3 separate regions of the Homo sapiens genome follow, and regions 1 and 2 are each linked to region 3. Evidence: chromatin contacts called from ENCODE Hi-C or POLR2A ChIA-PET data. All regions are on one chromosome and are shown on one strand. The core of a region is the stretch at or near the end of the contact, and the rest is flanking DNA. Distances in the headings are between cores, read along the strand shown.

Region 1 (3,331 bases), core at 273-2,772, 1.4 Mb after region 3:
TGGCCTCCCAAAGTGCTGGGATTACAAACATGAGCCACCGCGCCCGCCGTAGCCGAGTATCTTTAAAAAGAAGTATTACTAGGTTTATTCTATTCCCTTGATGGAATCTATGCTCCCAGACTTGACATTTTACTGTCTCCATTAAAAGTCCTTCACCTTTGGTGCCTGACCTTACTCATTCCTACCATAAATGTGATTATGGGCAGAGAAAAAAAGTGCTTTGAGCACTTTGACCAAATTATGATGTTAAATCCAAGATGCCATGTTATTTATTTTACCGAGTCCACCCAAGCCTCCTATATCCAGCGTGTGGATAGTACGAGGTTGACAATTAGTGCATTAGTTACCTGTTTACCACGACGTACTTGCAATAACAAAAGCTATTAGATGGGCTTTCCTAGTATCAAATATTCCTGCATGAGTTGGCTTTGCTTCTGATTGAAAATACTTTTGCCCATCCTTTGCATCTCCCCTATATTCTGGTTCCCTAATACAGAGTCTCGTAGGGGTAGAGAGATACCATTATGTTAGTGTCAGATACACCTGGCTATTTAATAGTTTTGTAAACTTGGGCACATTACTTAAGCTTTCTGTTTTTCCAGTCGTAAAAAACCGAAAGACTGATAGCGATTTTGAAGTTGTCGAAAGACTTTAATGTGTTTGAAAATACCTAACAACAAAGCCTGGCCCACAGCTGGTATTTCAATAATGTTAATTTCCTTGCTTCCCTCTTGAGGTCCTTAAGATTCATAGGTTCTCCGGACTCCTTGAAAGTTTTGTGTAGATGCATGAGGTGTATTTTTCTTGGAAATAAAGTCCACAATTTAACAGATTATCTTGGGGCCAGCGATTTCCCCGAAAATAAATTGTAGATTCTCCTTCCTGCAATGCTAAGGGGTGAATCTCTTTTGCGGGAGACTGGATTCTTTCGGTGTGTGTTTTGCTCTCTGGGTACTCTTTCTGTAGTCGGCTAACAGAGGATGACCAAGCCCCTCGCGGGGGCGGGGGCGGGTCACTCCCGGACAGGGCCCCCATGAAGTTTCCCTGGGGACTGTGTGACTCCCTAGGGGTCGGGTTACCTCCCAGATGGGGGTGGGGTATCACTTGCAGCTGGAAGGCAGGTTCATTTTAAGGTCTCGCGGGCTTCGGAGGCCCCTCCCTCACTGAGAAACCGGCTTTTGTCGTTCTTCTGAAGCCAGAGCTAGTCTTTCCAGGTGTTAGTCGAAACCTCGTGGTGCGACCCTGGTCGTCCCAAACCCCCTAGGCCTTAATCCTGGGGCGGTGGGGGCGGGGAGGCCGTGAGCACGGCTTCCGCTCCTCCAATCCGCCAGAGGGCGCAGCGGCCGGCCTCTCCCTTCCCGGGGTTCTTCGCGCCGGGCCCCTTCCGCGTGGGTGAGTGAATGTGAGAGTCAGCGCTCGCGCCGCGCGCGCCGCCCGCCTCCGCTGTTCGGCGCTCTGCTTTAGGCGGTGGGGGGCGGGCGCGCGCGTAAAAGCATAGAGACGGGCATTGAGCTCTTGGGCTAGAGCGTCGCCGAGTCGGAGCCGGAGCCTGAGCCGCGCGCTGTGTCTCCGCTGCGTCCGCCGAGGCCCCCGAGTGTCAGGGACAAAAGCCTCCGCCTGCTCCCGCAGACGGGGCTCATCTGCCGCCGCCGCCGCGCTGAGGAGAGTTCGCCGCCGTCGCCGCCCGTGAGGATCTGAGAGCCATGTCGGCCAGCAGCCTCTTGGAGCAGGTACAGGCCCGGCCCGCATGCCTCGGCCATTGTGTGAGGCGAGAAGGAGCCCGACTAGGCCCGGGCCCGCCGCTCCTGGGCAGGCCGAGCCGAGCCGAGGCGTCGTCTCTTGCGGGCCAGGTTTCGGGCCTCTCAGGCCGGCCGCGCCCGGCGCCTCTCCCTCAGCCTGTTCTTCCCGCTTCTCCTCGGGCCTCGGAGCCCACGGGCCGGGCCGCGCCGCGTTCCCTTCTCTCGGCGGGCCTCGTTTTCCTTCCTTGTTTCCTTCCCCTTCCTTAAAGCCCTGGGTTCCTCGCGTCGCCGGTGGCGCGTCTGCCGCGTTTTCTCCCCTGCCCCACGGGCCTGGCGCTTTCCCCCGCCTCCCATTTTCAGCCTCTTCCTCACTACCATTCCTGACGCCTCCCCTCGGGCCTGCTCCTTTATTCTCCCTTCGGGCCCTGCCTTAATTTGTTCTTCCTTTTCCATTTCTCCTTTGGACAACTTGCTGCTCGGCGACGTTTCCTTCCCCTGCAGAGACCAAAAGGTCAAGGAAACAAAGGTAAGTCCCGCTCCGCCGGTGGCCCTGAGCCGGGAGGGGGACGCGGGGCGGTGGGGGCGGGGTCTCCGGGAAGCGCCCCGGGCGGAGGACCTTTCGGAAGCCGCTTAGTTCGCAGGTGCCGCACACTTAAGTATTTTGACCCTTTCGGTGTGTTCTTGCAGCTGGCGAACAGCTTTTTCGCTAACAAGGAGTAATTCATTAAGGGTGGGGGTGGATTGGGTTTTGAAACGCTCCAGGTCCTTAGTTTCCTGTAGGTCTTAGAAGGCCTTTGTTTTTCATCCTCGTGGATCACTCTCTGGAAGTACTCTCATGTGATGGGGGAGGGGAAGCGGGAGGGAATGGAAATCCAGAGGAGCCAATAAAATGACCTTTTTAGATCAACTTGCTCTGGGTGGAGGGGGACATTTTCACTGGCGACTGTCGCTTCAGCATTCACTGTCATCTCTTACCCTTTTGAAGTTCAATCTTACGTGCTTTGTTAACTAGTAAGGTTTTTCTCTGGTTAGCATATATGAACTAATTTGAAAGGAAGATTGTAGGATTGGGACACTCCTAATTGAATTTTTTTTTCTTTAGTACAAAATGGATCTGTACATCAAAAGGATGGATTAAACGATGATGATTTTGAACCTTACTTGAGTCCACAGGCAAGGCCCGTGAGTAGTTAACTATTTACATATCTAATCGAAGGGTGTGGTATATTCTTTCTCCGCCTTCTACCAATAAATCCCATTTTCTGAGGATTCATTTTTTTTTCTTTTTTCTGTTTTCTGTTTTTTTGAGACTGAGTCTCGCTCTGACGCCCAGGCTGGGGTGTAGTGGCGCAATTTCGGCTCGCTCCAACTTCCGCCTCTCGGGTTCAAGCGAATCTCCTGTCTCAGCCTCCCGAGTAGGTGGGATTACACGTGTGCACCACCGCACACAGCTAGTTTTTCTATTTTTTTAGTAGAGACGGGGTTTCATGTTGGCCGGGCTGGTCTTGAACTCCTCAGGTGATTCACCCGCCTTGGCCTCCCAAAGTGCTGGGATTACAGGCGTGAGCCACCACGCCTAGCCGAGGATTCAC
Region 2 (3,302 bases), core at 19-2,518, 1.0 Mb after region 3:
CTGTATTTTTAGTAGAGACAGGGTTTCACCGTTAGCCAGGATGGTCTCGATCTCCTGACCTCGTGATCCACCCCCCTCGGCCTCCCAAAGTGCTGGGATTACAGGCGTGAGCCACCGCGCCTGTCCTCTTTTTACATTTTTAAAATCTTTTTCTGACATTTGTTTCTCAGCTGGAGTTGTACCAAAGCGCCTAACTGGTCGTTTTTCTTTAATTTTTTTCCAGACAGGATCTCCCTCTGTTGCACAGGCTGGAGTGCAGTGGCGCTATCTCAGCTCACTGCAACCTCTGCCTCCTGGACTCAAGCAATCCTCCCACCTCAGCCTCCCAAGTAGCTGGGACTGCAGGTGCGAGCCACTACGTTCAGCTAATTTTTTGTATTTTTTGTAGACACAGGGTTTCACCATGTTGTTCAGGCTGGTCTTGAATTCCTGAACTCAAGCCATCTGCCCGCCTTGGCCTCCCAAAGTGCTGGGATTACAGGCCTGAGCCACCGTGTCCGGCCTGGTCTTTTTTCTCTAGGCTCTCTCCTTTCCCAAACTTTTCTCCATGTTGTAGCCAGGGTTCTTTTAAAGCTCACATGTATTCTTTGGTATGGCACTGCAGAGTACTCCTGGATCTGGACCTACTCCTTTTCCAGACTCTTTTTTTTTTTTGAGACAGAGTCTCTCTCTGTAGCCCAGGCTACAATGCAGTGGCGCGATCTCGGTTCGCTGCAACTTCCGCCTCCCGCGTTCAAGCGATTCTCCCACCTCAGCCTCCCTAGTAGCTGGGATTACAGGCGCGCGTCACCATGCCCGGCTAATTTTTGTATTTTTAATGGAGACGGAGTTTTACCATCTTGGCCAGGCTGGTCTCGAACTCCTGACCTCAAGTGATCCGCCTGCCTCGGCCTCCCAAAGTGCTGGGGTTACAGGCGTGAGCCACCGCGCCCAACCCCTCAGTTCTTTTTTCTTTTGAAACCCACTATAATCTCTGTAAGTCCTATCAGTTCCAAGAGACTTTCTACACAAATACATCTCCAGGTTGTCAAACCTAAAAAGATTTTCCTAGAGCATGGCCTATGACGTCAAGGATCCAGGTAGCGCCCGGAGGAAAGCGCCAAAGGAGGCCGCCATCTTTCATACAGCAGCCCGGAATTTTGCGCATGCGCCTCTGATTGTCTGTCCGCAATGAAGCTCTTCGGCCTTCTCGGCACCCATACGTTTGGGAACGGCAGTTTCGAGGTTTGTGAGACGTCGGCTTCCGACCGGAAGTGAGAAGAGGAGGAAGTTGGCTGGTTGCACCGATCTGGGGGCTTCCCGGGCTCGGGTAACCGGAGTGCTGGTATCTAATCGTCGCTCAAAAGCTCCTAGGTGCGCGGGTGGATATAATTCCCGGCTTCTCGAGAAGACACTACAGCCTCAAGGAGGTGTGCTTCTAGTGTTTAATTGGATACGTGTTATGGATGCCGGCTTAGAAGGACCTATATACCATCATCTTAAAATAACTTCCCCTTGGCTCTCTCTCTCTTTTTTTTTTTTTTTTTTTTTTTGAGACGGAGTTTCGCTCTTGTTGCCCAGGCTGGAGTGCAATGGCGCGATCTCGGCTCACCGCAACCTCGCCTTCCGGGTTCAAGCGATTCTCCTGCCTCAGCCTCCTGAGGAGCTGGGATTACAGGCGCTCGCCACCAGGCCTGGCTAATTTTTTGTATTTTTAGTAGAGTCGGGGTTTCTTCATGTTGGTCAGGCTGGTCTCGAACTCCCAACCTCCAGTTGATCCGCCGGCCTCGGCCTCCCAAAGTACTGAGATTACAGGCGTGAGCCACCGCGCCCGGCCTTGGCTCTCTTTAAAAGGCATTTTTAGGCTAGCCGCAGTGTGGTCTCCCGCCTGTAGTAGTCCCAGCTACTCGGCTTGAGCCCAGGAGTTCGAGGTTATAGTGAGCTAGGAACTCCCCACTGCACTGCAGCCTGGGCTACAGAGCGAGATCCTGTCACCAAAAAAGAAAAGCGTACGGGGGAAGGCATTTTCAGAGAGATAGAACGCCTAGATGTTAGTTTGGTCCAAACTCTGCTACCAACTTGCTGTGTGTATCCTTCTGTCCCTCTCCAAGTCTCAATATCCTCATCTATAAAACGAAGGTCCCTTAAGTCACTTTTTCAGTTCTTCTGAATTTTGTTGCCTCTTTATTATCTCGTTTGAGCCACATAGCCTTGGGAGTTAAAAATCACTGGCCTTTGGCCGGGCACGGTGGCTCACACCTGTAATGCCAGCACTTTGGGAGGCCGGATCACCTGAGTATCACCTGAGGCCAGGAGTTCGAGGCCAACCTGGCCAACATGACGAAACCCCGTCTCTACTAAAAATACAAAAAAAATTAGCTGGGCTTGGTTGCGGGCGCCTGTAATCCCAGCTACTCGGGAGGCTGAGACAGGAGAATCGCTTGAACCTGGGAGGCAGAGGCTGCAGTGAACAGAGATTGCGCCATTGCACTCCAGCCTGGGCGACAAGAGTGAAACTCCGTCTCAAAAAAAAAAAAAAAAAAAAATCACTGGCCTCATTTTATAAGGAAGACATTGAGTCCCAGGGTGAGGGGTTATAGATAGGACTTTCTCAAGATTGCACAGGTAATGTGGAGGTTTCAGAACTTGAGACTAGAAGGTAATGCTGTAACTCCATGACCAGATCTCCTTTCTATATTTCTGTGTCATCAGTTCCTGGAACTGGCCATATAAGGAAATACTCAAACGTTTTTGAATGAATGAATCTTTGATTTGAAGGCCAGTGCCACAACAGATCTGGTCTCTCTCCACCACTTTGATGTATAAACAAGTGAACTCTTTTCCAGGTATATCCCGTGCCTTACCTGACTGGGGGCTCTGAGTCCAGTTGTGTTGTCTTCAACTTAGACACCATGGAGGCACCTCCAGTCACCATGATGCCTGTCACTGGGGGCACCATTAACATGATGGAGTACCTGTTGCAGGGTAAGTGAACTAGGGAACTTGGATTACCTGTTTTCCTCTTCTCTGTTCAGCTTCCCTTAAGATGAGAGACTTAACACAAAAGCAGCCTGCACAGTTTCTGGCACCCAGCTATGTTTTTAACTGTTACTTTAAATTATAGTTTTATATGCACTAAACATACTAAATTTGCCATCTTGGCTGGGCATGGTGGCTCACGCGTATAATCCCAGCACTTTGGGAGGCCGAGGTGGGCGGATCACGAGGTCAGGAGATGGAGACCATCCTGGCTAACACAGTGAAACCCTGTCTCTACTAAAAATACAAAAGAAATTAGCCCGGCGTGGTGGCGGGCACCTGTA
Region 3 (3,176 bases), core at 467-2,966:
CCCTGTGCTGGATGCTGGTTGTTGCCCTTCAAGGATCACACACTGCACAGGGGTCAAGGAGAGGTACAAACGTGCTCAAAGAATTTGGAGTGGGTTAGAATCATTTTCTAACCCACTGTAATCATTATCATGCCTGCGAATCTCTGAGGTCTTTATAAAACATCCATTTATTCAATCACCTAATAAATCAGTAAACATCTAGTGGGCATATGCTTTGCACCAGGAACTGTGCCAGCTACTGAAGTCAAGGACCTTAGAGTTCTATAGCAGAGACAGACATCCCCCACAAAAAAACATGAAAATATTAGGTGCTACAAACAGGACAGCAAGCTCTCCATAGATCAGCATTGAGGGAGGGTAATTCAGTGGAAGAAGGACCTTCCCCAAATGGGAAGCTCCTAACTTCCTGAGTGCATTTGTCCATACCTTCCTTTACCTGATTACTCTTTTTATTCTTTTTTTTTTTTCTTTAAGGCTGATTTTTAGTGGCAGCCTTCCTTCTGACTTTGGGCTGTCCCCAACTTCCCCTCCCCACCCCAGTAGACCCCAGTAGACTTCATTTTCTTTGTCTTGACATCCTTTAAAAAGCCAAAAGTCTCCAACATTTGAGCCTGGCTTCTCTCTAATTATGGTTGTGTGTGATCTCAAACAATTAACTTCCCTGAGCCCGTTTTCCCATTTGTACAATGAAGGGATTGGATCACATCTAAGGCTTATGATTTACTCCAGTAAGTATTCACACTCTTGCACACACTGCTCTGCACGGCCTTCCTTTCTTTGTACCGCTGCACTCATACTTCCACTCCTGTGCCACATGGCAAACATCAAGACTCAACTCAATAATATCCTATCTTCCAGCAAGTCTTCCCTGTATATACAATAAAACACACACACACACACACGTGCGCACACACAACTGTGTGTGTCTTCCTTTATGCTACCACTACCTCGTGAGAGGGCCACAGAATGAAAAGGGCAAGGGAGGTATAAGACTTGGGTTTGGGCCAGGCGCGGTGGCTCACGCCTGTAATCCCAGCACTTTGGGAGGCCAAGGCGGGCGGATCACAGGGTCAGGAGTTTGAGACCATCCTGGCTAACATGGTGAAACGCCACCTCTACTAAAAATACAAAAATTAGCCGGGCGTGGTGGCACGCGCCTGTTATCCCAGCTACTCGGGAGGCCGAGGCAGGATCGCCTGAACCTGGGAGGTGGAGGTTGCAGTGAGCCGAGATTGTGCCATTGCCCTCCAGCCTGGGCAACAAGAGAAAAAATTCCGCCTCAGAAAAAAAAAAAAAAAAAAAGACTTGGGTTTGCATCGTGGTCTCTCACCTTTTGAACCTCAGTTTCTCACCTGTAACAGGAGGGAATACCTAATTTGGATGTCTAATTAGTTTATGGGGATTAGAAACAATTCATGTCAAGTGCTTGGCACCTAAGAAGTGCTCAATAAATAGCGACTGTACCACACCTCCTAGGAGCCCTCAGCGTACTGAATTAGAGTTCTCTATAAGTCTCCGGCGCTAGACTGCGAACTGCCTGAGAGCATCCCTTCTGCAGCCGCGGGGCATAAGCGGCAAAGACTCGGGGCTGGCAGGCGCATAGGGAGTGGGGCGGGGCTGGCCGGGCCCAGAGGAACGCGGCTCGGATTCCCGGGGGAAGGCCAAGCGGGGCGGACCCCATCTCCGGGAAGTGACGCCATGGGGACGAGCGGCACCAGAGCCGGGGCCAGTCGGAGCGGGGCGCGCGCCGCATGGCGGAAGCGGAAGGGAGTTCTCTGCTCTTGTTGCCGCCGCCGCCACCCCCGCCCAGGATGGCGGAAGTGGAGGCGCCGACGGCGGCCGAGACGGACATGAAGCAATATCAAGGCTCCGGCGGCGTCGCCATGGATGTGGAACGGAGTCGCTTCCCCTACTGCGTGGTGTGGACGCCCATCCCGGTGCTCACGTGAGTCTCTTCCGGCATCCGCCTGGGGACGAGGAGGGCCCAGGGAGAGCCGGAGTCGGGCCGGGCTAGCCTCCGGCCCCAACGCGCAGCAAGCCTTTTCCTCGGGTCTGGCCCGCACGCCTCGCCCAGTCACCAGAACCCCGCCATCCATGTAGTGCCAGTTTGTGCACACGGCTGGGACACGCTCCCTGCTCTCAATACACCTGGTGTAGCCAGGGAGAGAGTTGTAGGCCAGCAGGAAAGGGCAAGTGGCTGGGAGACTCGAGCTGTGAGTGTGTAGAAGAGGGAGCCCCTTATCGGATCTGAGGAGACATTTTTATTAATTCACTGGTTTATTCTCTCATTGAGCAAATGCTTACTGGTCGCTTACCATATTCCAGACATACTGCTGGGTCTGGGAGCAAGAGTGGGAGTTTGGTTGGGACCACACGAGATCCTGGGATGTCAACATTGGAAGGGCCCCCAGAGATCTGAGAGTCCAACCCTTTGTCTCACGTGCCATCTCAGTTGCAAACTGGGTTTAGATCCCAGGTTGTCTGCCTCCCAGACCAAAGTTCTTTCTGTAACATCAGCCTTTGTCAGGGGAGAAGCAGGTGCTCTGGTACTACTTGGCGCCTTTTGGGAGGAGCTCTCATATGGGGAGAGGTGGTTTGCCCTCCTGCTTCAACCTTGACAGCTGATAAACGTAACCCCTCCTCACCGTGCTGGATAGTTTGCCAAGCTCTTAAACACCCATTTTATCAGAATTAAACATCCATTTTCTAAGGTAGGTTATCTTCTCAGATGGTGAAGCTGAGCTGCTTGTAGCATTAAGTGTCTTGATCAGGTTCGCACCCCAATAAGCAAAGGCATGAAGAGCTCAGTCTTCTGATCTAACTTGCTCTTTGCACTACATCTTATCCACTCTCACCTGATGGGATAGCTTGTTCCGCTATCAATAACAGCCAGTGGTGATGTGGAGAAGGGATCATTTGGGGCCTTAGGTGTTGCTGATTCTAAAAAGATCGTAGTTTTTGAATTATGTTAAAATACTTGAATTATTTTGTGTTTTCAAGTACTTATGCATATAAGAGCATCCAAATCTGTTCTTTAAAAATAAAATATTGGGACAGGCGCGGTGGCTCATGCCTGTAATCCCAGCACTCTGGGAGGCAGTGGAGGGTGGATCGGTAGGTAGTTCGAGACCAACCTGGCCATCGTGGCGAAACCCGTCTCTACTAAAAATACAAAA

What was found. A loop is a pair of places that touch in the nucleus more often than their neighbours do. ChIA-PET counts read pairs that join two places held with the same protein, here RNA polymerase II (POLR2A). Pooled maps may share reads with other maps.
Region 1: a map of CD8-positive, alpha-beta T cell shows a loop between it and region 3 (12-fold over the local background). The contact joins the promoter of YTHDF2 here to the promoter of TMEM222 in region 3. A Hi-C loop is called at or near these places in 1 of 168 maps with a recorded cell type or tissue (CD8-positive, alpha-beta T cell), 1 of 37 single-sample maps with no recorded cell type and 5 of 50 pooled maps.
Region 2: a pooled map shows a loop between it and region 3 (12-fold over the local background). The contact joins the promoter of MED18 here to the promoter of TMEM222 in region 3. A Hi-C loop is called at or near these places in 6 of 50 pooled maps. POLR2A ChIA-PET finds 5 or more read pairs at or near these places in 2 of 52 experiments (WTC11 and activated B cell).

The regions. Positions count from the first base shown.
Region 1 is chr1:28,735,418-28,738,748 of GRCh38, forward strand. It overlaps YTHDF2 (YTH N6-methyladenosine RNA binding protein F2), which reads left to right and starts at 1,523. Exons shown (of 5, transcript NM_016258.3): 1 at 1,523-1,730; 2 at 2,241-2,265; 3 at 2,842-2,921. The coding sequence starts at 1,704. RefSeq lists enhancers at 1-339, 870-919, 1,239-2,137, 2,020-2,129.
Region 2 is chr1:28,327,772-28,331,073 of GRCh38, forward strand. MED18 (mediator complex subunit 18) reads left to right here and starts at 1,269. Exons shown (of 3, transcript NM_017638.3): 1 at 1,269-1,409; 2 at 2,826-2,964. The coding sequence starts at 2,892. RefSeq lists enhancers at 1,303-1,810, 1,811-2,318.
Region 3 is chr1:27,320,447-27,323,622 of GRCh38, forward strand. It overlaps TMEM222 (transmembrane protein 222), which reads left to right and starts at 1,717. Exons shown (of 6, transcript NM_032125.3): 1 at 1,717-1,945. The coding sequence starts at 1,752. RefSeq lists enhancers at 1,131-1,677, 1,678-2,225, 1,725-2,074, 2,226-2,772.